Linked DNA regions of Homo sapiens: region 2 is linked to region 1. The links are chromatin loops, found by intact Hi-C in ENCODE. Cell type or tissue: GM12878. All regions are shown on one strand. Each heading gives the region's core, and the rest is flanking DNA. Links, peaks and the distances in the headings are about the cores only. Region 1 overlaps LINC01340 (long intergenic non-protein coding RNA 1340). Region 2 overlaps LINC02234 (long intergenic non-protein coding RNA 2234).

Evidence for each region. Hi-C counts contacts between places; a loop is a spot of excess contacts. Peaks named below come from ENCODE experiments on the same cell type or tissue, not always from the same donor. Only the 100,000 strongest peaks of a DNase experiment are listed, where the experiment ranks them.
Region 2: it touches region 1 in a loop (2.2-fold over the local background); 1 of 110 quality-filtered maps calls a loop at or near these places.

Annotation. Positions count from the first base shown.
Region 1 is chr5:97,539,887-97,555,870 of GRCh38, forward strand. All of the region lies in intron 2 of LINC01340 (long intergenic non-protein coding RNA 1340), which reads left to right. Among named protein-coding and RNA genes, the nearest start is that of LINC01340, 43 kb to the left of the region's middle. In GM12878, for the core only: no CTCF peak of the experiment used is centred there; DNase peaks (open chromatin) are centred at 8,315 and 8,647; H3K27ac peaks cover 342 bases.
Region 2 is chr5:97,916,453-97,932,436 of GRCh38, forward strand. It overlaps LINC02234 (long intergenic non-protein coding RNA 2234), which reads left to right. Exons shown (of 3, transcript NR_146299.1): 3 at 5,679-7,023. Among named protein-coding and RNA genes, the nearest start is that of LINC02234, 84 kb to the left of the region's middle. In GM12878, for the core only: no CTCF peak of the experiment used is centred there; DNase peaks (open chromatin) are centred at 7,209 and 7,769.

The DNA of each region.
Region 1 (15,984 bases), core at 6,280-11,279:
TAACTGGTTATTGAAATACAACAGGTACACACCATGAGTGTACGGCTCAATCATTGTATTAGTCTGTTCTCACACTGCTAATAACAATATACCCAAGACTGGGTAATTTATAAAGGAAAGAGGTTTAATGGACTCACAGTTCCACATGGCTGGAGAGGCCTCACAGCCATGGTAGAAGGCAAAGGAGGAGCGAAGTCACATCTTGCATGCCGGCAGGCAAGAGAGAGCATATACAGGGGAGCTCCTCTTTATAAAACCATCAGATCTCATGAGATTTATTCACTATCATGAGAATAGCACAGGAAAGACCTGGCTCCGTGATTCGGTTACCTTGTGGGTGCCTCCCACAACACATGGGAATTATGGGAGCTACAATTCAGGATGAGATTTGGGTGGGGACACAGCCAAACCATATCAATTATTAAAAACCACAATTTCTTTTGCACCAACTTAATAATTTTCACGAGGTAAATATGCCCCTGTAACTACCATCAGATTGAGAAATAGAACATTTCTAGCCACAGAAGCCCCCATATTTTTCCTCGTCATTATCTTCCCCACAGAAGTAACTGTTGTCCTGACTAAATACTATAAATTATTTTTGCTTATTTTTGAAATTTATATACATGGAATAATAGAGTATTATGTTCTTCTGTGTCAGGCCTTTTTCCTTTTCTGCCCAAAACAATGTTTGTGAAATTCTGCAAATATCAATAGTTCATTCCTGGAAAACATTCTCATTGTTGTCCACTACCTAATTTATGAATATGCCACCATTTATTTACCTATTCTACTGTTAATGGACATGTGTTGACTGCAGTTTGGGACTACTGCAAACAGGGCTGCCATCAATATTACTTTATAAATATTTTGGTGAATATATGTAAATATTTTGTGGGGCGTATACTCAGGAATAGAATCATTGGACCATGATATATGTGTATGTTCAGTTTGGTGTGCACGGCTACTTATTTTCCAAAGCGATCATACCAATCTACACTCAAATTCTAATTGCTACATATTCTTACCTACCTAGAAACTTTAAAAAATACCCAAACTCAAGCTCCATTCAGGCTCTACCCCAGAACAATTAAATAATAATTTTTGGGGGAAGTGTGTCCGGAATTGGTCGGTTCTTGGTCTCACTGACTTCAAGAATGAAGCCACGGACCCTCGTGGTGAGTGCTACAGTTCTTAAAGGCAGCGTGTCTGGAGTTTGTTTCTTCTGATGTTCCAATGTGTTCGGAGTTTCTTCCTTCTGGTGGGGTCGTGGTCTCGCTGGCTCAGGAGTGAAGCTGCGGACCTTCGCGGTGAGTGTTACAGCTCTTAAGGCAGCGCGTCTGGAGTTGTTCATTCCTCCCGGTGGGTTCGTGGTCTCGTTGGCTTCATGAGTGAAGCTGCAGAGCTTCGCCGTGAGTGTTGCAGCTCATAAAGGCAGTGTGGACCCAAAGAGTGAGCAGCAGCAAGATTGATTGCGAAGAGCAAAAGAACAAAGCTTCCACACTGTGGAAGAGGACCCCAGCGGGTTGCCACTGCTGGCTCCAGCAGCCTGCACTTATTCTCTTATCTGGCCCCACCTACATCCTGCTGATTGGTCCATTTTACAGAGAGCCCGGTGGTCTGTTTTGACAGGGCGCTGATTGGTGCTTACAATCCCTGAGCTAGACACAAAGGTTCTCCACATCCCCACTAGATTAGCTAGATACAGAGTGTGGACACAAAGGTTCTCCAAGTCCCCACCACAGTAGCTAGATACAGAGTGTCGATTGGTGCATTCACAAACCCTGAGCTAGACACAGGATGCTGATTGGTGTGTTTACAAACCTTGAGCTAGATACAGAGTGCTGACTGGTGTATTTACAATCCCCTAGCTAGAGATAAAGGTTCTCCACGTCCCCACCAGACTCAGGAGCCCAGCTGGCTTCACCCAGTGGATCCTGCACCAGGGCCGCAGGTGGAGCTGCCTGCCAGTTCCGCGCCTTGCGCCTGCACTCCTCAGCCCTTGGGTGGTCGATGGGACTGGGCGCCATGGAGCACAGGGTGGTGCTTGTTGGGGAGGCTCCGGCCGCACAGGAGCCCACGGGGTGGGGAGTGTGGGGCTCAGGCATGGCGGGCTGCAGGTCCCAAGCCCTGCCCCCGCGGTGAGGCAGCTAAGGCCTGGGGAGAAATCCAGCGCAGTGCCGGTGGGCCGGCACTGCCGGGGGACCTGGCACACCCTCCACAGCTGCTGGCCTGGGTGCTAAGCCCCTCAGTGCCCAGGGCGGCGGGGCCAGCCGGCTGCTCCGAGTGTGGGGCCACCAAGCCCACATCCACCCGGAACTCCTGCTGGCCCACAAGCGCCATGTGCAGCCCCGGTTCCCACCCATGCCTCTCCCTCCACCCCTCCCCGCAGGCTGAGGGAGCTGGCCCCAGCCTTGGTCATCCCAGGAAGGGGCTCCCACAGTTCAGCAGGGAGCTGAAGGGCTCCTCAAGGGCGGCCAGAGTGGGCGCCAAGGCCGAGGAGGCGCCGAGAGCGAGCGAGGGCTGTGAGGGCTGTCGGGACGCTGTCACCTCTCAGAAGGACCAAGAACTGACATTTAAAAAAACTCCCTACATGGTACTAATGTGCATCGGGGAAGAGAACTGAAAATTGTAATTATTCAGGTGAAGTAACTGGGGTATGAAGAGATGAAATGCTTTGCCCAAGCCAACCCAACAGTGAAAGGACCAAGGCTAGATGCCAAGTCTGACTCCTGCCCCATGGTTTTTCTTCCTAGCTGGTCTGATTTGTATGTACTTCCTTAGTATGCCATGCTCATATAGTGAAAATGAACTTTGGCTTCACCTATACTTTTAGAGCACTTTTTTTTTGTTTACAAAGCAGTTTTTTTTAGGCTTTGAAGGGTAGGTAGAGCAGGTATGCAGGACTGGCTACATCATTTGTGAGATCTAGTGCAAAATGAAAATGCAAGATTCCTTGTTCAAATATGATTAAGAATTTCAAGACCATAACAGCAGACATTAAACCAAGCATGGAGCTCTTCTAAGAGTGGGGTCATGTCTGATTGCACAGGTAGCACGTTCGTAAAACTGTCCCCATAGGTGTTATTACAGTATTTGAAAGTTACAGATGAAGAAGTAAGGTTTGGTGACTTGGTAAGTGGTTCAGTTCAGAGTTGAGACTGGTCCGATAATAACTGCTTTGGCTTTCTGGCATAAATGATGGATATGTTTCTCTTTTCTAGGATTTAAAAAAAAAGAAAAAAAAATGATGTAGATTAATTGCAAAATGCATACAGAGGGAGAAATTTTGAAATAAAAAGGAAGGAGGGATCATTTGGCAAAAGGAGTAAAGAACACATTTTGGGAAAGTGAGATACAACTAACTGCTGTTAAAACTGACACGGGCTCCTTGCCTACTCACTCTTTCTGGACATTTATGTTCTTTTCTCCTGAGACATTTGGCTGATAAACTCCATCCAGATGTTTGGACCCTCCCAGTAGATACCTTCGTAAGCCTAGTGTTGGGAACGGTCAAAAAAACAGATGGAAAAATATACTTCCTGGAGTCAAAATATTTAATAAAACATGGAAACATAATGAAACTCTCAAATAGGCATGAAGTTGGAAACAGAACTGTAAGAAGTAACTCTCAATTGTACGTGTGTGTGACAAAGTAAGAATAATAAAAATCTACCCTAAATATCTCCAATTAATTTGTTTCTCCCCATGCTATCCCCACAATATTCTTACAAGCCTATGACAAACTTCATAAACTAGAGATAGTTTGTAATCAAGGAGCTACATTATCAGATATCTATTTCCATGAGGGGAGGTAATTTCTGATCAATTCTGGTACTTTTGAAGTTTCTTTTTGCCTCTTTTTAGTTGTTTGGGGATATTTGTGAATGGCAAATAGTAATATGTAACTAACACTTCTTTCCTTAACTTGGTCTTTTTTTCTTACGAGTGGCTTCAGTTGAATTAGTTTGTCTTCTGAAGATGTGCAAAGGCATTTCTGACTTTGGCCTCTCTCGTACACCAGACCCTTGTAGCTCTTCCATCCCACGAGAGTGAAGACTCTGGACACAGAACTTAGAACTTGAGCCCAAGCCACCAGATACTTGAGTTAAGGGGTCTGGTGGGCCTTTAAAACAATCACGTACCCTTCTTTGCTTTCATTTTCTTTGTCTATAAAGTGGGGATGTTATGGACTATGTCCTCTCTACCATCCCAAATTCCTATGTTGAAGACCTAATCCCTAGTACCTCACAATGTTGCTGTTTTTGGGGATAGGGGCTTTAAAAATATAATTAAGATTAAGTGGGGTTGTTAAGGTGGGACCTACTCCAATATGACTGGTTTCCTTATATGAAGAGGAGATTAGGACACACATAGTCACAGAGGGAAGACCATGTGAAGACAGAGGAAAAAGACATAAATCTATACACCCAGGAGAAAAACCTCAGAAAAAAGATTAACCCTATTGACACCTTGATCTTGGACTTTCAGCCTTTACAACTGTGAGGAAATACATTTCTGTTGTTTAAGCCACCCAATCTTTGGTACTTTGTTATTGCAGCCAGAGCTGAGACAGAGGGTGATCTAATAACACTCACTTCCAAGATCGTTTCGTGGAATAAATGAAATCAGCATGTTGATTAACTGTCAAGTGTTGAGTAGGCGTTACTTACTGCTATAAACCACTAACTTTTGCTTTTCTTTGTTGTGCACATGGTTTACCTGTCCCTTTATTTTCTTCCTTTTCCCACTCTCCATTTCTGCCTTTAACATACAGCATGTCTCCTTAAGAAAACATAATTTAATTCAAAAAGTGAAAGAGCCACACCACTAAGTGTTTCTCCCTCCGTGTTTATTTGTTTATATTTTAAATCTAAACAAGAAGCCTCATGTGTCCTTTTCTTTGTTGAGAGGTCAAATCCCAAATACACACCCAGATGTAAATGTGCTCCCGCGGTCTAGTGTCTCACCTCTGAGTCGCATCTGTTTTTCCACACTCCCCACTCTCGCCATTCATACTAAACAGAAACAGGAGAAGGAGGACAGATGAATAATTCCAGGGGTAATCCCCCAGCAGCCATTTTCTCTTTTGCTGAAGGACTATTTTTCTTGTTATCTAACTATAAATGCCCACATTTTATCCAATTAACTGTGCTAATATTACCCTGAGAATAGTTAGTATTTATAGAGCAGATCCCCCTAGAAGCTCAAAGTTCTATATAAATATTGTCTCATTAGAAACTCATATATCCCCACAAATTAGGTTGGTGGATACTGTGATTCCTCTGATGTGCAGATGGAGAAACGGAGGGTGGGTGACTTTTACAAATTCAGAGATGCTGGGAGGGAAATATGGAAAAGCAGCACCTTCTCAGATTTAGCGATAAAGCCTCAGGCCAGCTCCCCAGATTTTCACAGGCTGAAAGGCATTCAGTACAAAGCCATCTGACTGTGTTTTGATGAGGACTTAGAACATTATAAACATCATTATCCTTGCTTTTCCCTGGAGACTAGGGCACAGAGTTTTAACTGATGAGGGCTGAAAAGTACCTGTAAAGTCTTGAAAGTAGGATTTAGATGTTTTGTTTTTTTCCTGGTAGCTAGCTGTTGATTACTACTGGTTTCTTCAGCTCACTTTTGATATTCTCACTTCTGAATCAATCTCATCAGTAATCCCTATAGCAGTACCCTACAACAGCAAGGTCCCATCCTATAAGAGTAAGTCTGCCCACAATCTTTCAATATGCTTTTTTTTTTTTTTTTTTTTTTAGTCTAGTCAGCAAACTCCTAATTCAAGAGTGTACTCCCATATCTATCTTTCATTCTTTTAGTGCCTTTGTCTTCCTTTGTCTTTATTTTCTCCTCTGAAAGTCCTGCTTGGGTTAGTTACATGGCTGCAAAAGCTAATAAATAGGCTTATCAAATGACAGATAATTGCTAATAAAAATCACCTAATAAAATATACATTATTAATAACATAGAATGCCAGTGTGACTGTGCCACAAAGCAGTGAAAAATAGAGACCAAGTATAAAGGGGCTGTCAAGGTTAAGATTGCTTCTGCCTCAGCACCTAATTGGTTAATGGAAGCAGCAGAGGAGAGTATGCAAAAGCATCCAAGGCTGAAGATAAGCCAGAGGGGAACTGAGACACTGCAGATGGATTTCCTGCTTATGGGTCAGGGCTGAATTGAAATTGTGACTGCAGGACTGACAGATTTTTATTATAATAGTCATCTCCTTCTAAAATCTGGTGAGCAGCTTCCCTGCCGACTCAATAATGCCTATTGCTGAACATCTGCAGTTACACAAAGGACTATTACTGTTGGCTGAAAGCTTTCTTATAGAGGATACTTCTTTAGAAAAGGAAGTAGCAGTCTTTACCTGCAGTTGGGTGGGGATACACTACAGATATTTAATTCAGCATTTTCATAGCACAGCATATTCATGTGTAACTTGCTTAATTATTTCTTGAATGGCTTTGAGATTTGTATTTCTGAGGTCTTTGTTCTGTAGAACATTCGAACACTTCTCTCTCTGTCTTTCTTATACATGAAGTCATTCTTTTGTCCTATTATCAACTCAAGATTGTAAAAGTGTCATTTCCTTTCAGAAAGTTCTTTTTTACAATCAAGATTATTAACTTCATATATTAATGCTTTTTAAAAAGGATAAAAGTTTTATTTTCTAACAAGTAATACTGCACTTTTTCAAGAGATGTGCTATAAAGAAACTTGTTAGGGAAAGATTGCAAAGAATACACACATTTAAATTGAGCAAATGCTAGCCTTTCACATAATGAGAGAGAGATCCCACCTGCAACTAGCTTTTAAAAGACATAGTGCAGAAACTACACCATTATGATTCCAAGAAAATTTTCATAGGAAAAATAAATATCCATAAATCTCAAAATTTATTTCATAGATTTCATGCTAAAAGCACAATTATAGGTATCTCTAGAGGCTAAAATATTTTAAAGGCTACAAATCCCTAGTTATTCTGTTCTCTGGTGCTTGTTTAATTTTTTCAAAGACATTATCTCCTGTCAGGTAATGAGATCTCTCCTCCTAGTTAATCTTTTTTCTCTTTCCATGGAATAAATTGGTATTTTTGCATGGTTGGCAGGAATAGGGCAGTGGCAGGTTTGAGAAAAATCCAGATAAGAAATCTGATGCCACCAGTGTTACGTGCCTCTTGGTAGATCAACCAAAATAGCCAAGCAGATGAGGCCCTTTGATTGGCCTACCTGGGTGGCATGCCCACCACAGGTTCCAGAGGAACCGGTCCATCTAGTTGGGTTCTGCTGGCAAACCTGTCAGGAGAGAGGGGTCAGAAATTTGGGGCTTGGGGGTGTGAAGGATGTTCAGTGATCATTTGTGACTCTCATGGGTGTTCTGGCCTTCTCAAATGTCAGTGTTCCTATGACCTAACAGCTCATCCTTTTAGGGCCCTTACTATATGCTAAGCGTTGTTCTAAGTACTTCATGTATGTGTTCTCTTTAAATCTAATGATAAGAATGGGTTCTCATTTTTCACTCTCACTATATATACACACACACATAAACACATCTGCATAGGTGTTATGCATATATGTTGTGTCTCTGTGTGTGTTAGCTACTGATTTTTTTTAATCAGTGAGATTTACATCCCATCTTCTTTGGCAGCCCTTTTCTGTGAAACCACACAGTGCTTGCTCTTGAAATGTCATGACATGTTAGGGACTCACCAGGCCATGTCTGTTTACAGTCATGTTACGTTTTGTGCTTGTCACATTACTGCATCTTAAACTATTTGAAGGTGGAGATAATTTCTTACACATTTTGTTGTGTCACATGGTTCACACAGCCTGGCACAGAGCACAGGCTCATCTCTTTGCTGAGGAATTAGAACCCGACTGCAGCTTTGAACAGAGTGGGATTGTGGTTGGCAGAGTTCAATGGATTTATTTATCTTCAAGATCATATTTTATATTTTGCTCTGTCAAATCAGGATATCTTCTCAAGGTGAAAATTCCAATAACAACTGAATATATAAATATGGCTAGAAACTGGAAAATGAGATGTTGTAGATAATTAGACATTTATTCAGGGAGAAAATGGCTGCACTGATTTTTCCCCTGGTAATTGGCTTTACTTTTCTTTATAATTAAAAACTAACATATTGCTTTTGTAAAAATATGACCTATTTCCTTTACTTGTAACTTTAAAAAGTGAATTCTACCAATTTGAGTGTAATCATTACTGACTCATAAATCACTTGAGAAAAACAGACTTTGAACATTTCCTGTTTTGCAAATGAGGAAACTGAAACCCAGGCATGTTAAGTGGTTGGGCCAAAGTCACACATTACATTACTAGCAGAGACACTTTGACTTAGAATATATATTTTATCCAATAAATATTCAGGGTCTAGTAGATACCTTGCTGCTGGTAGGAACCCAATAAATATTGGTTGGGAGAATAGATTATTCTGACTGGGTACTGACCAATCAGAACAGAAGTTGCCCTTAACAACTAGTGTGGCCATAGTGGTGCATATTGACAAAGTGTCGGCCCTTTGGAAAGCCAAAGGAGGCTAACCACTGTGCCTGCACCAAGTAGGCAGATGGTCAGAGCTGAGGGTTCATTTACTTCATCCCTTTGTTTTTCTAGATGTGTCCCAAGCCACACATTCAAATCAAGAAGTGGAAGTCAGCTTGTGGGTTCCTGGTGGATAGTGCTTTCCACCACATCAATTCTAAATGTGTGGATAGAAATGACATGAGGTTATAGTAGAAAGACAGTAATTTGGTTCTTGGTAACTAAATAGTTCTGTAATGAGGCAGGGGCAAGTTAACCCTTAAGGAGAATGATTAGAAGTGTTTAGCTTCATTTAGGAGACAAGAGTGAAGCTGAAACTCAAATGAGAAAGTAAGAAGTCAAGAAACTATAGATATCATGAAAGTCTATGAGTAAAATGCATCATTGAAAGTGATAGATAAGAGAATCATTAAAAGATTTCCTGGAGAAGGTTGCTTGGGGTTCAAGGTAGGAGAAACAGAAGGGAGCAGAAGATTATAGTTGTAATTGACTCACCAACCCATATCTTCAATCATATTCTTTGGTTTCAACATTCTAATACCTCTATAGAATTCCAGTTCACTGATGCCTAAAGTAGCAGTGTCCTTGGCAATGATTTAAAAGACATCCTGTGAAGAAAAGCATGCTACTAGTTTAACTTTTTTTTCTTAGTTTTGAAAAATAGAATGAGGATTGACCACTCCTACTCAATTATGAACCAGGGTAGTGCTTCTAGAGAGTCAGTTTTATCCTCATTTATCATAGCAAAAAGTCAATAAATGATATATGACAGTTAATAAATCTGGAAATAATGCATAAGATTTTCTTTTAAAATTTAAAGATTATCAACATTACAACTGAAACGGGAACAATTAGCAGAATTAAAGCGTTTCTCTTTTGCCAGAACAAATAGGGGACAGAAAAAATGTTACAAATAGTTATTAATTGCTTTTCAAAATAAACCTTTCTGTACTAAGTTGTTTTTCGTTTGTTTGTTTTGAGCCCAGGTACACACTACTTTAATAAACTTTATAATATGAAAAGGAAGATAATTTTTCCAAATTGTTTTCTTTTGGTGAGGGGGAAGCGCAGGGAGGATTCTCTGTTAGGAGCCAGAAACGTGGATGAAACAGAGGGTTTCTTCAAAGGACGAGTCCGTAACCAATCTTTTAAAAATGAATGGCAGGGATTCAATCTATCAAATTAAGATACATTTGGCTACTTTCCCAATGCCTTTTCTTTCCCTCTAGAGCTACTTAGTGAGTCATCCCTACAACAGGTATTTAGTAAACATGATGAGGGAAAAATTCCTTAATGTTCCCCAAAGCCAAATTCAAATCTTTTTCAGTTACAAATTTAGGCTATTTTGCTCCTCTTTTAATTGGTATAAATAATGGCTCAGCTAAATTTTGAGTGTTCTTAATAGTATGTTGAATAAGCACAGTGATATAATGCAAATCTAAAAATCCATTGGATCTTCCTAAGAAAAAAACTGCTACTGATATTTCTTCCTTTTTAAAAATCTACACTATTAGGCACCCTGAGTGTATCTGCCAGTTTGCCTGAGTTGTAAATCATATGAATTTGTGTACCTGTTACCTGTTGACCACCCAGGATACAATAATACTATTGATTATCCACACTTTCACATCTGGCCAATTATTACTGAAATGATCAGATCTGAAATCTGAGTTATATGCCACTAAGTCATAAACCACAGAAACAGCTGAGTGAAAGACCAAAACTACAGCTGAGTGAAAGGTTGGGTGGCTCTGCACAGGAAGATGGGATGCTGGATTTCTTTTGCTCCATCACTCCTGAGAACCTAGAGGAGAAACACCTCTATTGTGAATCCCTTAATTGCCTGTATCCCAAGAAGCCCAGCTGTGGTTTGACATTCACTCTCTGTTAGTGGAAGGCAGTGTGACTCAGACAAAGGATAAAGCTGACAGCCTCACTCTGAAGCATATGAATATTTAAAGCACTGTTAGCATTGCATGTGACTGGTAAATAGTTATTTGTCATACTTACACTGAATGAATTTTGCATTTATTTTGCTTTTGTCTTTTGAACGTCCAAATAAACAAATGAGGCTTCTTTAAACCCACAAGCATGCCATTTCCATGAAAAAACTCTCTGTACCTTGTTTTAGTCAATTGCCACGGATTAATAATTTATACTCAAAAAGGATTGCCTGTGAATTCTTAATTTCTAATGACTTATTATAGTTTCCAGGTGCATGAACTGGATTTATAATTACCAAGTCTTCTATTTCCTAATTGTAGGGCCTTTTACAGGTAACTTACCCTTATTGAATCTTTATTTCCTCAGCTCTAACATGAGGGCTTGAGTCAAATCAGAGTGCGTGTCTTATGTGACTAGCCCTTCATGACCAAGTCAGGACTGAACACCTTATAATAATTAGTTTTTCAATGTTAGACAGCAGGTGATTTTTCCCCATAATAATTCATGTTTTTTATTTTTTCAAAATGAATGATAAAAGATCTAGTGATAGTGGGAGCAATGATCATTTGAAGGCAGGAAGTAGCTGCAGTGTTTAGGTGAGGCTTATGCTCTCTACCTTGCCACAGTCTTGCAGTTTCTATCACGTCCCTAACAATGAGAATGAATGGCAATTGCCATTTATACAGCGCTTGCTCTACTATGCTTTTCTAATCCTGGACTGCTTTGATTGTTTATATTTCTTGTCTGGTCTTTGGGAGCATGTGTTTGCAACCTCTGGACCCTAAATTCTAAAAAGTCTGTGATTCACTATTTTATTTTTAAAGAAATGTCAAGAATAATTTTGCTGTACAGCAAGATATTTTGTTAAGTCTTAAGCTGTTTTTTACATTCCTAAAATATATGTTTGGTGGCCACATATGAAGCAGGCTGGCATTTTGCTGACTGAGAGCTGGAGTCCACCCAGGTCCTATAGGCTGCCCATGGTTCCTTGTTGTATGGATTTCTCCAATACAGCTGTTTAACTCATCATATCAGCAAGGAGAGTCTCTCCCTTCAGACTGTTAAGACAGAGTCTTATAAAATATAAACTACTCATGGGAGTGACATGTCGTCACCTTTGCCATATTCTATTGATTAGGAGCAGGCTGGACACGGTGGCTGATGCCTATAATTCCAGCACTTTGGGAGGCTGAGGCAGGCAGATCACTTGAGGTCAGGAGTTTGAGACCAACCTGGCCAACATGGTGAAACCCTGTCTCTAATAAAAATACAAAAATTAGCTGGGGGTGGTGGCATACGCCTGTAATCCCAGCTACTCTGGAGGCTGAAGCAGGAGAATCACTTGAGCCTGAGAGGTGGCAGTGAGCTGAGATCATGCCACTGCACTCCAGCCTGGGCCACAGAGTGGAACTGAGACTTCGTCTCCAAAAAAGAAAAAAAGAAAACAACAACAAAAAAAGCAACTCGCAGGTCACAGGTCCTATTTGCACTCAGTGGGAGGGGATTGGACACAAAGGTATGAACAAGAGATGGGAATCATTGGAGGTCACTCTAGCGTCTGTTTGCCACATACGGTAAAATATTCTTTACTTCAATAAATATTTATTTAGCAATTACCATATATAGCATTTATTCACTCAATGTAAAGGAAAGAAAACCATAGTGATAAATACTTTCAAAAATGCTAAATTGAGTAAGATGCAATTCCTACCTTCTAGGGGCTTACAGTTTAATGTAAAAGTCTGATACATGAATTTATCATTCCATTTACTCTAAAAGGCATTTAAAATATGTTCAGAATGTGCTTCTGAGAATCTTCAGGTTAAAATGTGTGTATTGGAGTATATTTGCTTAAGACAGTGGACAAGCCAGGTGTGGATGAGTGCCCCTGAGTCCCAGATCTCATTAGCACCCAAAGAGAGTTTGAGATGGGACGCTGAGGCAGGAGGATCACTTGAGTGCAGGGGTTCCAGGCTGTAGTGCACCAGGATCTCACCTGTGAATAGCCACTGCACTCCAGCCTGAGTAACATAAAGAGAGCTCATCTCTAAGAAGAAAAAAGACAGTGGATTAAAATTTGGGCAAATTATTTAAAATATGACTCCTGTGGACGATGGCTGCCACTCTCCACTTAACTTTGCTAGCATAAGTATGACATAAAATTAACAACTTAACTGCCAGGTACAGAACAGGTGATCAATATGTGCTTTTTTTTTTTTAAATCTTTGATTATCTTCTCTTTTATGGGATGGGGTGATTATTAATGGAGAAAGGATAGTACAGATACAGCATCAGATCTGTAAATGCGTTAACATCACACTGAGTTTCTTGTGGTGAATTGTCTATAGAAAAGGTATTAAATCACATATCAAAAATAAGACATGTATTATTATCTTACTGAAGCTCATCATTGCCTAATACACATTTTATCCTGTCCCTATCCCACATCTCTCAGGGAAAAAAAAAATGATTTCACATTCCAAATGCTAACACAAATTTCTACAAATCAGATTTCAATCAATGAATTTATTTGCAACAACCAAAAGATGCAAACACATGAAACACATGGGATTATTGATATAAAGTGTCTGTTTAATGTGAGTGATACCATAACTCTCAGTGGGCACTAATGAGATCTGTGATTACTACAGAGGCAGCATGTGGCCTTTAATTAGGGAGAAAAAGTGATTTTCACTGTTTCATTATGACATTTTTAGCAGGAAGAAAAATAGAGCACTGTTGACATTGTGCTTAAAATTATCCACTGACATTTGTCCTGTAAACTCTCTCTAAAACAAATTCCTATATATTCTATGTTACCCTCAATATGTGTATATGTGTAAATAGTGATATTTACACATACACATATGAGACACTATTCCCTTATTTGTTGAAAACAAAGTTGTAGCATATGCTGTTTTTTGTTTCTCAGAAAGAAAAATGTGACCATGTTTATTTCTTTAAATTCATATTTTGCGAATTAGACATTCCAATTTAAATTATCTGGTCAAATCAACTTTCAACATGCATTCTTGCTAGCCTATTTTTGACATCCAAGGTGCTGCTCATTTTTTATCTGATTCTTGAAATTAAAAAAGAAAAATGTTCAATTTGGCATATTTTTCTCTTTTTTATTGCTGATCAGCAGGATATTTAGACTTGATAACGAAATGGGCTTTATCTCCATTTTACAGGGAAAAACAAGACTTAGGATATTAAAAGTATTGCCTAGTACCTCCTGGTGACTTAGCACTTGGGATGAATAAAAAGAAGAAGCATGAATATAAATGTGTTGATTATGACAGTGAAGGAATCAGAAGTTTCCATTTCATTACATCAGATATTGTATATGTGGATACAGTAGATGGGTACATATTATAGATCCACATCTTGTATTTGCAGCTGGTAGAATGCTGTATGTAAATAAGGCCATGCATATGCAGTGCATTCCAAATCATCTCGGAGCTAACTGCCTGGTTTGTGAATTTCTTCAAGTTCAGATTTTTCCTCTAGTCATTTCATCAGGTATAGGACTCCATCAAGCAATTACTTCATTTGCAAATATCTCTTTATTTAAAATGTCCCATTCATCTTTATTGGACCTACATTGTGAAATAATGTATTGTGAAATAATGTTTGTTCCCAAACTACCTTCTGAATATTTTTGCTTTTGTTAGGCCTCAGTGTCAAATCTATTAATGTGATGAATATGAGTGCATTGTAGGTAGCAGTGTTTTAAGCTAAATTTTAAGGATACAGTAAACTTCTGTGGAGAGTTTTGCATGCTGAGTCATTTTCCTCAAACCCCAAAAGGATTTTGATTGTCAGTTTCTTGCCTGATTTATTTCCTAACATGTTACAGAATCAGATTTTAAAAACTGTTATAAAGTTGTATAGGAATGAGGCAGCAACAACTGGAAGGCAGCATTCATAAACTGTGTGTAAGTGAACAGATGCGCCAGCAGCTTGCAATAGGTAAAGTGTCATTTGGGTCAGGGTGGGTTAATTTTTTAAGTGAAAGTGCACTCAGATTCTCTGTTCCATAAGAGATTTGCTTCTGATTGTAATGTCATAATCTGTTTATTGTACAACTCTACACTTTAATTAAGTGAATTAAATTGAATTGCTGGGTTATCATATGAGACCGTGTGCTATATCTGGTGGGGTAAAAACTAACATACAGCACTTACTCTTGTGAAGTTCGTAGTCTGGTGGGGCTTCTTGTCAGACAGGTAAACCAATAAATACACAAACAATAGAAATCTGTAAAAAGTGCTAATTGAGCACTGAGTGTGGAACCTTCAGATAGCCAAGACCTATTTTTTTTTTAAGTCAACTGAGCCAAGCTTTTAGTCTGTGAAGCTACTAAAAGCTTCAGAGAAGCTTCAGAGAAAGGGTAGATTAACACATGAATTATGATAACTGTCTCGGTTCAGGTCCCAAGAAGCAAAGGAAAGGATTCTTGTATAGGCGATTTATTGAGAGTGCCCTGGGAGGAAACTGTCAGGGAAGCAGCCTAGGACAGGGGAAGAAGCCAAGTAAAAATGGGGTCTCAGCTTCGTCCTCCAGGTAGTTCTAGAGTGTGATTAGGACCACAGAATTTTTACCCTTCAGAGTGAGGCAGGCTTCTGTATTCCATATCAGTTCAAACTGGCTCAGGAGGCAGCATTTCTTGGGTGAGCTTTCTCCCATCCCTTAAGACATTATTTTTGGAGAGGTGCAGCTGTGAGCTTTTTGCAGCTCACTCTCCTAGCAACGGGGGTGGATGAGTGCATTGGCCTAGTACAACGATGACTAGTGTTTATTGCATGCTTACTATGCACCCAGCACTCTTATAAGCATTTTACTTAAATAAGATGATTTAATTCTGTGAGCTAAATCATAACATTGCTCCATGTGAAACTGATGAAAACAGAAGCCCAGACAAATTAGTTGAACTAATCAAGGTCACACAGGAGGGAAGTGGCAGAGGCAAGATTTGGACCTGCTTTCTCTGATTTTGAAGACTATTCTGTGCTGGCTCTCTACTACATGGCTGTAGCAAGCAATATTGCTTAAAGTGGACATATAGCACCAGAACTTGGTCATAATTTGTTTCTCATTTGTTTCCATAGAAACGAATGTCTAAGTTGTGATGAATTTGCCAGTTAGCATACAGGAACCAAAATTTAACTGTGGCTTCCCGGAAAACATCCTCCCATTTCCCAACAGAGGTAGCAGCTCCTAGATTTCTACTCCTTTTCCACTTTCTGGGAAAGACCACACTCTTCACATCTCCTGATGCCCAGTTCTCTCTCCAGGCCAACTGTGCTTCCTCATGCTTTCTGTAGTCCAGCCACATAGTCAATTTGTGAATACATCATGCTCCCCCCGCCCCACCCTGCCACAGGACCTTTGCACATGCTATTCCTTCTGGCTGGAGTGTAATTCCTGCTGGCATCCTCTGTTCCACCACTGTGTGCT
Region 2 (15,984 bases), core at 5,625-10,624, 380 kb after region 1:
TTTATATGCTATGATACTAGATCTATATTGTGCAATGAGAAAGCTGCAATCTGTATCTTTTCTATCTCATTTTTGTTTTTCTATCAAATCTATGTGGTAAGTTTTCAGAAGTTTAGTTCTTAGGTAAAGGAGTGTTGTCATTTAAAATGTTGATGAACATTGCTAATTTTTTTTGTATATATGTTGTATAAAATTTGTCTCCCAAAGTGGACAGCAATAGCTAACTTTCCAGAGTGGTCACTGCTAAACACAACTTATTATATTTGACATTTGACATGTATTAACTCATTTAATCCTCACTCTGCTTTAGACATTATATCGCTACACATATTTATTTTATTTTTTATTTTTATTTTTTTATTTTTTATTTATTTTTTTCAGATGGAGTCTCGCTGTGTCACCTAGGCTGGAGTGCAGTGGCGCGATCTTGGCTCACTACAAGCTCCGCCTCCCGGGTTCACGCCATTCACCTGCCTCAGCCTCCCGAGTAGCTGGGACCACAGGCGCCCACCACCACGCCTGGCTAATTTTTTGTATTTTTAGTAGAGACGGGGTTTCACCATGTTAGCCAGGATGGTCTCGATCTCCTGACCTCGTGATCTGCCTACCTCGGCCTCCCAAAGTGCTGGGATTACAGCATGAGCCACCGCACCCGGCCTTTATTTTTATTTTTTAAATTTTTATTTATCTATTTTTTGTGAGACAGAGTCTCATTCTGTTGCCCAGACTGGAGTGCAGTGGCAGGATCTCAGCTCACTGCAACCTCTGCCCACCGGGTTCAAGAGATTCTGCTGCCTCAGCCTCCCAAGTAGTTCAGATTACAGACATGTGTCACCATACCAGGCTAATTTCTTTGTATTTTTAGTAGAGATGGGGTTTCACCATGTTCCTGCCCAGGCTGGTCTTGAACTCCTGACCTCAGGTGATCCTCCCATCTCGGCATCCCAAAGTGCTGGGATTACAGACTGAGCCACCATGCCCAGCCCCATATTTTAAAGAGAAGGATCTGAAACACAGTAGAGTGCCTAAATCACTTAGCCAAAATCATGTGGCTGATAAATAATGAAGCTACACTATGAACATAAGCAGTTCAGCTGTATGGTGTTAACCACCCCAACATATTGCTTAGTGTTGTTGCAGGAAAGAGTAGATACTTTCAACTTTTGGATTTTGACTAATACAACAAATGAAAACAATAAGTCAATTTGAGTTAGATCTTTTGTAATAGGTGAAGTAATATTTATGTTTTGTTCATTACACAAATTGCTTTTTCTGTGAACTACTTTTTCATACTTTTGCATAGTTTTATATTGAATTATTCAAGTTTCTCAGTAATTTTTACAAAATCAATAGAAAAAATGAAGTGAAACTTTGTGATATGTGATACACTTTCCAGAGAGAACTTTTATATCTTTATACATTTCAATTTATTGATTTTTAGCTTCTGGATTTGATCTTCTTTTTGACATTTTTATTTTATTCAAATTATTTCAGTATATCATTTGCAACATCTAAGAATTTTTTTAATTTAAAAATGATTGTTATTGTGTATTATCAGAATCCAGATGATAAAGTCTTTCATCATAAAAAGGTTGTTTTTAAAATAGTCCTTCAAAACTGATAAGATGTTTATAAACTGACAGTATTTGAGAAGAAGAAGATAGGTAGTTGGGAAAGGTAATATATACATGGGAAAATGGCACAGGTATCTGCCCCAGGCTAACTGGATGAATAGGAAGAAACTGGTAACTGAATGAGTACAGCTACTCCGTGTGCAGTGTCACTGAACATACAGACCTGAGGCCTTTCTCTTCCCACTTTACTTGATCTCATTTGTCTAAAAGCACAGTAACCTTTGTTACTGGCAACTCAAAGGTTACAGTAACCTTTGAGACTGGAAAATGTACAGTAATTTATGCAGAAATTAGTCCATGGGGGTAAGAAAATCCTACATTCTTTGCTTGTGACCTGAAAGACATCTAGATCTGTTGATGAAAAACCAGCAGTTTTAACTCATCACCTTCTTCCTAAATAAATATCAAAAAATAGAGGATATAATTCAACATAAAATGAAAATTCTTCTGTGAAAATGGCAATAGCCTGATAAGGAGAATTTACTTTTATATCTATATTGGTTTATAGGTAAAGAGGCAACATTAGTAAAAACATTTGGAATTTTTTCCCACTCTGAATGTGATTTCAATATCCATGATTGGTTCCTAGCAAGCTGCCTTCCATCTCATATCTGAAAAAAAAAAAATTTGGAGCCGCTATTTGTTTAATTAATTTGTATGAGCCCAGCTGTTAGAACATCGAGTATGAATTTAGATAAGGGAATAAAATTGGCCTCATCTGTCCAGTCCTATTGTGTTGTGTTACCAATTATATTTAATGGAAAAAATCCAATGGAGAAAATGTTTGGCAGTAATAAAGCAGCTGACAACAGGAAAAAAAGCATAGTTAGAGTTTAAGAACATCTTGGTTTTCTAGCCCTTATTCATTAATTCTATCTTGTTTCTTTTTTGTTGTTGTTCTCTTTCTCTGTCTCTTGATTGTTATTAATTTTCCTTTCTTTCCACCCCTTATACCAAATATCAATCAAAAACTTTGCTTTTATGTTTAAGTGATGAAGGCAATGACTAATTATTGTAAGAATTACACTTTTTCCATTTTCAACTTTGTCTGGGAATAGACCCAGGTTTGAGTTAGTCCTAAACTTTACTGGACAGCTCCTGATACAAAACATTCATGCCCAACTCTCTAAAAGGGAAAAATGGTACTTAATAAAAGTTTAAGCACATAACATCATCAGAAATAGAGGAGATTCTGTTATATCCATGAACAAATGTATTTATTGGGGAAAAAGGCAGATGTACATAAATCTAAGCTACTCTCCAATCCTGTGTGAATTGAGGGGCCTTACTGAGGTGTTGACACTGGTCCTGAGGAGTTCCTAATCTGAGTGCAGAGCCAGTGGCAAATGTGTTTTTAGTCAAATATAATTACTAAAGAATACAAACATAACGTTTGCCATCCAAGACCTCTGCAACTTGAAACCCCAGATTAACTTGCACTGAAGGCCTTTTGAGTGAAGATCAGTCTGGAAAGATTTTTCAGGAAAGATGGTTTAGCTAACCAGATAGAGGAATCTGACTCCAGATCTAGTGGGCAGCCCCTCTTATTCACAGGCATTAGCCACAGCAATTACATGTTTTCCTCATTGATATGACAGAGGTGAGCCAAGACATAGAGGAGGGTATTATCCCTATCTTCACTATAATATCAGTGTTGTGTTTAATATTCGGAGACAAAGGATTAGCTTCGTTTTCAGGGAGAGATTTATAGAATAATGAGCTAAATCTGTGTTTAATAAGGTTTTTGTTCTTTTGTGTTCACTGTAATGTGGAAGTAATTTCAGTCTTTCTACACAGAGGTCCCGACTGACTCCCATCACAGTATCGTCAGAGCTCCAGCTACACAGTGGAATACATCATCTCTGGTTGCACATGGCTGGCAGCCTCTGAAGATTGGGTTTAAACTGATGGGGCAGGTCTTTCTCTTTCAGTAATGCCTGATACAAGTGGCCTTTATTATATTAATAGCTTACCAATCTCCATTACATTGAACTCTTTCCAGAAATTCTCCAAGTTTTGTACCCTACTTCATGACACTAATACATTATGCACAGAAAAAATGTCCATATTATAACAATTAGTATGTTTATATATGCACATGCAAAAGTTAAACTAGGAACAAGTACATATTGAAATATATGTATGTGTGTGTATATACAGACACATGTATATGTGTCTGTATATACACGCGTGTATGTGTGTGTGTATATGTATGCACACACATAGTGGCAATAAGGTGCTGGACAAAGATGAAGATCTTGGTGCATCCTAATGTTGAATTTTGTAGAATTTTTAAATATGGGAATTACTAAAAGGATCATCTTTAATAATTTAGAAGTTTCATAAAATTGTATTGCAGATTCTGCACTCTGCCTTGCATGTCAGGTGATCCGAGATCTTGCCCAAGTCAAATATAGGTCCTATGACATTGGGCAAGTCACTTAAACTCTCTAAGCCTTCCTTTCTGCTGGGTAAAGTCAAGTCAAGCTAGCTAATCTCCAAACTGCCTACCAGGTCCAAAGGGCTGTGGTCACAACCAAAGGGATCCATTAATGAAATTCCCTTACAGAGAGGTTCCCAAGTTAGTGACAGAACTGTAACGCTATTGAACGTTCTATTTAACACTGCAGAACCCAAGAGTGAAACTGAATCAAATAAAAATTCACACTTACTTGAGAGCTCCTAATCTGTCAACATTTATCTGGTTTCACAGATGCTTTCTTTTTCTCTGATACAAAACTATTTATATTCAAGACACATGGCATAAAAACTGTTTCTAAATACATCTTTATAAAGCCTCAATAGCTTATTTGTTTCACTTACCTTTTTCTGCATAAAAAAGTACTCCAAATCTCTGCTCCCAAGTCTGAGGGTCAGAAATGTGGAGAGTAGCTCCCCTCTGCCTCATAGAGTCAGGTGGGGTCAGTTGGGGTGACTCATACACCTGTGGATTGGCTAAAATGGTTTGCTTGGGGCCTGTTATGGACTGAATGTTTGTGTCTCTTCAAAATTTGTATGTTGAAATCATATTCCCATTGTGATGGAATTTGGAGGCAGGGCCCTTGGGAGTATGAACTGAGAAGTGGGCCCTCACTAGACACTGAAACTGTCAGCAGTTTGATCTTGGACTTTTCAGTCTCCAGAATTGTGAGAAATTAATGTTTGTTTTATAATCTACCCAGTGTAAGGTCTTTCATTATAGTAGCCTGAACTGACAAAGGCAGGGTCATATGTGTGACCTCAGTTTGTGCTGTTGGCTACAGTCTGTCACTCCCCTGTCCTTGGATAATGGCTGTGATGGTGGGAAGAGCCACAAAGATTTCTCTCACATATGTGGCAACTCAGGCTTGTCCACGTGCCCTTCTCACCCTGTGAAGATAGGGTGGGCTTCCCACTGCATGGCAGTCTCAGAGGAGTTGGATTTCTTACATGGTGACTGCCATTCAAGAAGGAGGAAATGGAAGCCTCCAGTCCTCTGAAAGACTAGGCTGGAACGGGCATAATGTCACTTCCATCATATTTTATTGGCTCAGCCAGATTTGGCAAGTACACAAATGATCTCCATCTCTGGGTGGTAGGAATGGTCAGGAATTTGTAACCATCTTTAACCTGCCACAGTAACCACTCCTGGTTTGGTTACTTCCCTAGAGGCAGAAGAATTGTTTGGGTTTTGTCATCTATGTGGATACCTTCTCCATTTTAGTTACTGGCAAGTTTAAATGACCAGATTTTTTTCCAAAGGGATATTAAACCAGGATGAGGGTACAACTAATATTCAGAAATTCAACACAGGCCTCACTTGTAAAATGCCTTCAACAGTTCAATATAGGCACCAGAGGGTACAGTGCTTTTTGCATTAGAAGCACATACTTTGACTCTCAGTTGGAGACAATCTCACTTGAAAAAACTGTACAGCCTCACTGACGATGGATAAAGAATTAATTCTGTAAAAAAAAAAAAACAGTATATGAGTTTGCTAGAGCTGCCATAAAGAAGGTATCACAGACTCGGTGACTTAACTAACAGAAATTTATTTTCTCACAGCTCTGGAGGCTAACCATCCAAGACCAAGATGTCAGCAGGATTGGTTCCTGAGGGCCTTGAGGAAGAATCTGTTCCAGGACTTTCCCTTTGGCTTGCCATTGGCCATATTCTCTCTGTGTCTTCTCACGTCTTCCCTCTGTATTTGTTTCCAAATTTCCTCTTCTTATAAGGACAGTAGTCATATTGGAAAAAGGAACACCCTAATAACCTAATTTTAACTTGATTACCTCTTTAAAGACCTTATCTCCAAATACCATCACATTCTGAACTATTAAAGATTAATGCGTCAATATATGAATTTTGTGAGGGGCAGGGAGACAGAATACAACCAACCCACAACACCCAGATACATAGCGAAATCTTCTTCTTCTAGGCCCCCTGTGCCTGTGTCCACCACTTCATCCCCCAATTAGCTATATTTGAAAAAGTAAGAGGGAAAGAACAGTTGGAGGGGGAAGAGAGAGAGAAAGAAGACAGACAACTTAGATTATGTGCCCTAGATGTTGGCCTTACAAAACGGGAGCAAATCTTAACCAATCATTGTAGCAAAACCTTTTGTTTATGAAGGAAGTTCCTTTTGTTTCTTTTCAGTCCACTCTACCTGCTAATTAAAATCAATAATATGAGATGCCGTGCTATCTTTCCTACCTGAGCCACTTATACTGTATTGTCAGGTTTGGTTTATTTCATTTTCTGAGCTTATTTGCCAGTTAATCATTTGTTTTTATATTACAAAGTGGCTCATCTCTGCCTCATTACACACTGAAAGTAATGCCTGACAAGCGATTGTCCAACGCTCACCAAACCGTGCTTGTGCAGGTTGGCAAAGGATGCTCTCAGCATAGACAGGCTGACTTACATACAGCCAGCCTACCTTTCCTGTCTCACTATCAGATCTGTTCATAGGTCCCGACACAGGGGAAAAAAATCAGAATGATATATAGAATTAAAGGATAATGGAACTGGAATAATGTTGAGCATCTTAATTAGAGACTTTGGGCAGGATATAATCATACATGTGAGTTGAATACGTAATTAGAAGATTAGAATCTTTGAAAAAGAAGGAAGCGTTAGTATTCTTTAGTTAGCAAAATGCACTGTTTTATAGAATGTAAAACAAACAGCACCAAAGAAGACAAAGTTTTATAAAATGACTTTCCCAAGGTTTACTCATTTCTTCATATAAGAGAATGTGCTTCCAATGTACTGTGAAGATCTACAGCATTATTTACTGATGTAAAAGAAAACATTTTTCATTAATTATTTTGCCCATCTTCTGAGTCCTCCTGTATTTCATATTGTACCAAGGTCTATCAATAAATTGATAAGCTCAGTGCAAACAGAATAAATGTGCTTTTAAGACATTGTATGTGCTGCATCATGAAGCTATTGCTCTAACATCAATGGGACATTCAATTTGATTTTTTTTCTTTAGTGAAAATGGATATTCACTACTGACATTCACATTTTATGCCTTAAGTCATTGATGATAAACAATACATAGCTGCTAAAAAGTTGCCTGAGATGAAGGGTAGAGTATGAAACTAGCTGGTTAAAGTGAAAATTGAGCCCATGACTCATAACCTCAGCTTTGTAGAACTGCCTTAAAATTGGACTTTGGTCTAAGGTGCTTGAATATAGTTCTGGTTTTAATTTTCTAAGTGGCATTACTCTCTAATCCAAGAAATAATTTACAATCAATACAACTTTTAGAATCCAAAAAATCTTAAGTATAAGGCAATTACAGGTGAATTAGAAAACAAAATTTACTGGTAGAAAATAGTTACTGTAAATTTTAATTTTATTATTTGATAAACAACATGGCTAATAAGCCCAAGTGTTAAAAAGCCAGTGAGAGATAAATATATTTTTGACAAGCAGCTTTTCAATACGAGACTAAGAACTGAAACTCACTATGAGAATGGGTGGGATTGATAAACCTTGTAAATAATTTCAGAGCAGGCTAGGGACAGCTTGACACCCTGAAAACCTTGCAAAATTAATCTTTCATGACAATATTTGAAGACTGCCATCACTGTCATCCCTTCAACAAATATTCACTGAGCTGTGACAAGCACAGTGCTTGGGGCTGTGAATAGCACAGTGGTATATAACAGAGACTATGACATCAGGAAGTTCATGGTTGGTGTCACTTATTTAACAAGCATTTATTGAGCACTACCTATGTGATAGGCACCTTGCTAAATATACCCTGGGGATTAAATAGAACATATGACATAGTCCTTGTGCTCAAGATTTACCTAACCACTCCACGTACTGATTTATGGAAATTCTGAAACTAGGTTTGTTATTTACCCAAAAAAGACACTAGCTAACTAATTGATAGAGAAATTTTCTGCAATATTATCTCTCAGCCTTCAGGCAACTGCATCTTTTTTGCTACCTCACCTCTATATTCTTAACTGCTCTGCTCTGGTTTTTGTAAGCAGTGTTCCTTGTGCGGCCTGTATTTTGGAACCTCTGCTCATGTAATGGTGTTTGCCACACAGTTGAACTGTTGAACTAATTCTTCTATATTTTGACCACACAGTTTTCTTAGATACATTTTGTACCTGGTTCTCAATTTCCCCTTGCTTTGACCCTTCATGTGTATATCCTGTAACTGCTGTTACAGATATCTGGTATCTGAAAAAGTCCTTTTTCAGAAAGCCTAGTTCTGGTATTTTACTTTGTTGCATTTCTATATGAGAAATATTTATTGTCTAATCTACTTGAAAACTGATGAAAATGTCTATTTAACATTTATTTTTAATTCTGATGCGCTAAAATCCAAATGTTATTCAGTTTTTAACATAATGAAAGAAGAGAAACTTGCATATTAAAACAGAGACATTCATCTAATTAGTCTTACTAATAAAATTCCTAGGTAGTTTGAAAAATAAAGATTTGAGAAGATACTTTGCTTTGACACTGTTGAATTCAAAGTCACCCAGAAAGAAAATTTGACATAATAAAATATTTTGTCTTTTCAAATTGCCCACTGAGAAACAAAAATAAAATTCTAAGCCCCCAGATGACTGAACCAACCCTCTCTTCGTCAAGAGGAACCTCATGGAAACCTTGGAAGCTGAGTTCATGACCATGATGGGATGGGGGATCAGACATGCGTTATATCCCCACTCCCTTGCTAAGTGTCATTAGGCTTTCTTCCCTCAGGGCTAGACAGAAACCAGCTCTTTCAAAAGTCATGCCAGGTACAGAACAAAGACAAAACGAGATTCATCCTTCCTTCATCCCTCCCTGAGATGTCCACTTCCTCTATTTCCTTTTCTTCAAATGTTCACTTTATCTTACGTAAAAAGTAGATTTACCAAACACCAACTCAAGTCTCGCCAGTATGTTTTTATTCCTTTCACTGCTGCCCTCCTCCCCACTTTTTAGATAAAATATATAAATACTAAACCTCTGGAGAACCTCTTTGGACAAAACAGCCACATGTGCCTGTGACTTGAGTTTTTCCCGGGTGCACCCTCAGGCTGGCTCAATAAACCTTGATGATTTAAGATTTATTATGCTCAGTTACTCATTTTGGTTGTCACCACCATATTTTAGGCTGTTGTTTGTTACTGGAATACTCCTTCATTCCCAGAAATCCTGAAAATTCTTCCAAACATATAAGTTTAATGAGCATTTTAATACTAATTATCTACATAGGGTATTATGAGTATATGTTTTTCCATATCACCCTTTGGCTTACCTTATTACAGCAGCAACAGTGTTTTGCTTATTTTAGTTGCAGTTAGAAGGGTTTCTTCTAATCAGATTACATTTTCATTTGACAAATTTATGAAAAGAAGCCTTAAAAATACTTGCCAGGAGAATCTGATAATTTATGTCAAAATTACATCAGCTGATTTTTAAAAATTTTTATTTCCATGCTTTTGGGAATATAGTTGGTTTTTGGTTACATGGATAAGTTCTTTAGTGGTGATTTCTGAGATTTTAGTGCACCCATCACCTGAACAGTGTACACCATACCCAATATGTAGTTTTTTTATCCCTCATACCCCCAACATTCCCCCTGAGTCCCCAAAGTCCTTTACATTAATTATTCTTATGCCTTTGCATTCTCATAGTTGAGTTCCCACTTATAAGTGAGAACATTTATTTGGTTTTCCATTCCTGAGTTACTTTGAGTAGCTACCCAGTAGTAGGATTGCTGGATTAAATGGTAGTTCTACTTTCAGTTTTTAAAGGAATCTCGATACTGTTTTTCACAGCGGTTATACTAATGTGCCCTGCTCTTCTGTATTTACAGTAAGAGTTGTTAAAGCAAACTAAATACGGCCTGAGAAGGACTCCATACTTCTATATTTGAGTCCTTGTGGATGAACTGCAATCTAACATAATAAGTAGATAATATTGAAAATTTAATTTAGGAGTATGTGCCTGTAACAGTGGCTGAGTCTTGGCCAATCTCAACAGCCATACTTCAACCAGTCATGCACTGCTGAATGCTCAAACTGTGTTCAAATAAGGCAAATGCCAAGCTGTAGCCAATCCAGCTGTTTTTGTACTTCATTCCAATTTCTGTACTTCACTTTGCTTTTCTTGTCTATAAATTTGTTCTGTCCACAAGGTACCCCTGGAGTCCCTCTGAATCTGCTGTGATTCTGGAGGCTGCCTGATTTGTGAATTGTTTTTTTTTTATTATTATACTTTAAGTTTTAGGGTACATGTACACAACGTGCAGGTTAGTTACATATGTATACGTGTGCCATGTTGGTGTGCTGCACCCATTAACTCATCATTTAACATTAGGTATATCTCCTAATGCTATCCCTCCCCCCTCCCCCCACCCCACAACAGGCCCTGGTGTGTGATGTTCTCCTTCCTGTGTCCATGTGTTCTCATTGTTCAATTCCCACCTATGAGTGAGAACATGCAGTGTTTGGTTTTTTGTCCTTGTAATAGTTTGCTGAGAATGATGGTTTCCAGCTTCATCCATGTCCCTGCAAAGGACATGAACTCATCCTTTTTAATGGCTGCATAGTATTCCACAGTGTATATGTGCCACATTTTCTTAATCCAGTCTATCATTGATGGACATTTGGGTTAGTTCCAAGTCCTTGCTATTGTGAATAGTGCCGCAATAAACATACATGTGCATGTGTCTTTATAGCAGCATGTTTTATAATCCTTTGGGTATATACCCAGTAATGGGATGGCTGGGTCAAATGGTATTTCTAGTTCTAGATCCCTGAGGAATCGCCACACTGTCTTCCACAATGGTTGAACTGGTTTACAGTCCCACCAACAGTGTAGAAATGTTCCTATTTCTCCACATCCTCTCCAGCACCTGTTGTTTCCTGACTTTTGAAGGATCGCCATTCTAACTGGTGTGAGATGATATCTCATTCTGGTTTTGATTTGCATTTCTCTGATGGCCAGTGATGATGAGCATTTTTTCATGTGTCTTTTGGCTGCATAAATGTCTTCTTTTGAGAAGTGTCTGTTCATATACTTTGCCCACTTTTTGATGGGGTTGTTTGTTGTTTTCTTGTAAATTTTTTGGAGTTCATCATAGATTCTGGATATTAGCCCTTTATCAGATGAGTAGATTGCAAAAATTTTCTCTCATTTTGTAGGTTGCCTGTTCACTCTGATGGTAGTTTCTTTTGCTGTGCAGAAGCTCTTTAGTTTAATTAGATCCCATTTGTCAATTTGGGCTTTTGTTGCCATTGCTTTTTGTGTTTTAGTCATGAAGTCCTTGCCTATGCCTATGTCCTGAATGGTATTGCCTATGTTTTCATCTAGGGTTTTTATGGTTTTAGGTCTAACACGTAAGTGTTTAATCCATCTTGAATTAATTTTTGTATAAGGTGTAAGGAAGGGATCCAGTTTCAGCTTTCTACATATGGCTAGCCAGTTTTCCCAGCACCATTTATCAAATAGGGAATCCTTTCCCCATTTCTTGTTTTTGTCAGGTTTGTCAAAGATCAAATAGTTGTAGATATGCAGCATTATTTCTGAGGGCTCTGTTCTGTTCCATTGGTCTATATTTGTTCAATTCAACTCCCTTAAATTTAATTCAGCTGAAGTTTTTCTTTTAACAGAGTTAAAAAATCAAAATCAAGTAAACTGTTAGAGTTGTGTTTCTGATTACCTTAAAGGGCTTGGTTGAGAGATTTTAACAAAATTGTGCAGAGATATCTCGTCTACTTGGTCACTCACAGAGCCTGGATTTATCAAATTTTGTTTGTTTAAGATTTGTATTTGTTAAACAAAATAAATTCCCTGGGTTCAGTTTTAAAGATTAATAAAACCAGTTGAAAAAAGAGAAACAATTAGCTAGGAAATGATTCCTTTGACATATGTGGTATTGAATTGTCAATATAATGGCTTTTCCACCATGTCCTCCCTGACTTTACCTTTTCCTAATTAATCAATCCATTTTTTTAAATGTACAGATATAAGGAATTTTAATTTTGGGTAATGACAGCAAAGAAGTATATTTGTCTGCTAGGAGTGCAATTTTGATGTCTGTTTCAGTCTTTTCATCTGGATTCAAGCCCACACCTTAGCATTGTGGAATAATTACCTGAGATAATCCATAGAAAGCAGTAGGTGCAGCAGTGATCACAGTAAAGCAGCACTCTTTAAAATATTTTATTACATAAAACTTGTACAGGAAAGGGAAGTGAAATAATCCCCTTCCCACCGTGCCTGGCCAAAAAAAATCAAAACAAAACAAAAAAAAAAAAAACAACAATAATAAGGGCTTAAAACTATTTGTTAATTGAACAAATGTTAGCTATTATTAGATATTCTTTGGTAGAAAAACATAATTCTCTATTTTAAATTTTAAATAGTGGTAATAGGCACCACATGTGCATTGCTTATTGTGTTTCAAGAACTCGGTTATAGACATATATCATCACCTCAGTTAACATTCGATGAGTGCTCCAGATTGTTTCCCCACTCTACACAACAACATCTTGGAAGAACCAGCCTGTCAGAATAAATTCATCTTTAACAGTACCTGATGTGATTCAATAGTATATACATATATACACACACTAATATATGTTCATATAATATGTACACAAATATATGCATATGTAGATATATGTGTACATATTATATATGTGTATATGTTCTATATGTATATAATATATACAAATATGTTCATTTGTGTACATATATACATATATTATTGAATATATACAGACATTTTTTTATATACAAATATTATAAAATATATATACAATATTCAATTGTTCCAGAATATGTGACTATCTTTAGGTCTAAGAAAAATAAAATGTTCTAAAATTTGAATTATAAAACATGCCTCTGAATGCCATAGAAGAATAGCAAATGTATATATTACAAAAATTTCAAATGAAGAATAAATAATGCAATTGTAGATATTCCTCCTGGTGATAACTGTTAGCTCATGATGACTTGACATGAAAATCTTCCTACTGGAATGTGAGTCAGAGATCTTGGGAATAGTGGTTTCTGAAGTCTAGGCCTGTTCAACAAAGACAACTTTGCCCTAAGAGAGACTTGTCCTTTTCTCTCGATTCCTGGGAGATAACTTCTAAGCCCTTGGTATGTCCTACCTAATAAGAGTGTCTGTTTACCTGGGAGCATTGGGACATGCCAGATAGTCTATGCTAACAATGTGATTTATGATAGGGGACCTTGAATCATGTGATATCAACTTGACCTGGGGGAAGCTGGAGACTAAGATCAGACATGCGGGTGGTCAACTATATTTGGATAACTGAGTCCCACCATAGTGTCTAAACGCCAAGGCTTGAGTAAGCATCTCTGGCTGGCAATACTCTGTGTTTATAGTCACACATAATTTCTAGATAAACTTGTGCTCTCTACTCAACTCCACTAGGAGAAGACAATGGGAAACTCCTTGTCAGAGACTCTCCTGTATCCTCTTCTGTATGCCTCTTCTTTGGCTAATACATTGAATTTGTATTCTTTTATCATAGTAAACCATGTCTGTAAGGAAGACTGCTTTAAGTGAGTTATGTGAGTTCTTGTAGTGAACTGTCAGACCCAAGATGGTTGGGCAGACTTCTGAATCTTCAGTTGGTGCTAACAGTGAGGGCAGGTGAGGGAAGTCTTGGGGATGCCCAGACTTCTAGTTGGTATCAAAAGTAACTGGTTTGGGGAACCTCCAAGCTTGTAGTTGGTATCAGAAGTGATGGAGGTCTTGAGGACTCCTGAACTTTGTAGGACCCCAGCAAAGTAAATACAAATATTATAACAAATTTCAATGTGTAAAAACTTCTTAGGTTGGTGGTATAGTATAATTGAAAAACCATGGACTGTGAACCCAAAGTGGGGCTCAAATTCTGGATCGGTCACATAGTAGCTGTAAATAGAATATTGTCATTACATGGCAGTGGCTTTTGAATTTTGAAGGCCAAAGTGCAAATTCATACTCCATCACTACAAGTTATTTTATCTCTTTCTATTATCTCATTTGTAAAATGTATACTATTACCTTAAAATACATTTTGATAATTATACAAGCCAATAATTGCAAAATTCCTTATATATAAGGAGCACGATGAAATGATAAATTTAGTGACTATACTATTCAGCAATTGTGTATCATTTTGTTATTTCTAAGCAGAACAGTGCACAAGAAGATATCTTGAATCACCCAAGAGGTGCCAGAGCTCCCATGTGCTTTCAGAGTTAGCAGGGGACTATCTGTTCATGCAACTAATACTTAGTGTGTTTACTCTACCAGCTATTGTTTTAGGTTCCACAGTAAAAAAGAGATAAATATATGTGCCTTCTAATGGGAAAAGAGAGAAAAACATCAGATAGAAAGATAGATAGATACGTATAAAAAATATGTGGCATATTAATGATAAGTGCTAATAACACAAATGAAGCAGGTAGGGGTGATAGGGAGTATGGAGGTAAGGTAACAATGTTAACTAGAGGCACCAAGGAAAGGCTACACTGGAAAACTGACATTTTGTTAAACACTGAAAGGGGGAGAAGAAAAATTTTCTACAATTTTCTTTTAGAAAAAAAAAGAGAAAATTCAAAGAATCTTGGATGAGAATGAGCCTGGCATGTATAAAGAAGAGCTGTAATGTAATGAGTTTATATACCTCACAGTTCCAACTCCCCATTTGGAAAGTTAATTTCAAGAAAATATCACTAAAACGTCTTTGAAGTATAAGGAAAACATGCTTTTGGAGAACTCAGAGCCTTGCATGCCCACTATTCACTTATTAAATCAATTTCATGTGTAGATTAACTTGTCTAAAGCATAAGGATGTTTATATATAATTATATATGCCCAAGGTATTTGAAAAGAGTTTTTTAATGACAAGTAAGATTCTGGGCTGTTCTGTTGAAAAAAGTAATCATGCTAAGTTTTACTAGGCATATTGAATTGAAAACATTTTCGGGTTTTTATCCTGTGTTGGAAATTCACACAATTAGTATGTTTATGGCCTTTGTTTTACAAACACCTTTTCCCTCTCTCTACCTGAATGCATTATTTTTCTTTTATTTTTATCTGCTGCTTCATTCCAAATTTATTTTCTGGAAGAAATAATGTGCTATTTAATTTTTCATCACAAAAGAAAAATGTATTTCCAATTTTTTAAAGTTAAAAATTGTGTATGGAATAGTCCCTTCTAGTAGGTGATGATTATCTATATGCCCAGTAGCCAATTACAATTTTTTTTTCAAAATCATATATTGGTTTTTAATTGAAACAAGAACACATTTATGAAAAATGGCTTTTTTAAAAGAGAATTGACAATGCATAGTGTACAGGTGCATAGCAGTAAATTGAACCCTATGTATATTATTTAAAGTCTTCAATCAGCTGTCCCAGACTTGGTAAGGAATTGCTATTCACTTGAGTATATTATGCTGTCAGGGCCTCCTTTTGCATTAACACACCAATGAGTCAGTTGCATCAAATTCATCCAAAGTGCACAAGAAATTATAATCCCCATGACATTTAGGTAATTTAGTGTGTTAAAAGAAGAACTCAAGCCTTTATAAGAAAGATGATTATTTTGTATTGTGTTGGTAAGAGATCATAGATTGTTCTTCTATGCCAAATTTATTTTTTATATTGTTGCTTTCTTGAAGAATAATTCCAAGCATATTTTTGTAGTAAATGAGGAGCAAGCCAATTAAGCCTCCCATGCTTGCAACTCAAACAGCAATCTGGATTGCTATAATGGAGAGAGACTCAATATAAATTAAAAGCAGAGAGGGTATTATGGAGAAAGGGTCAGGCCTTTTGAATTGCAGAGAATAACAAGTATGCTTATGGGAA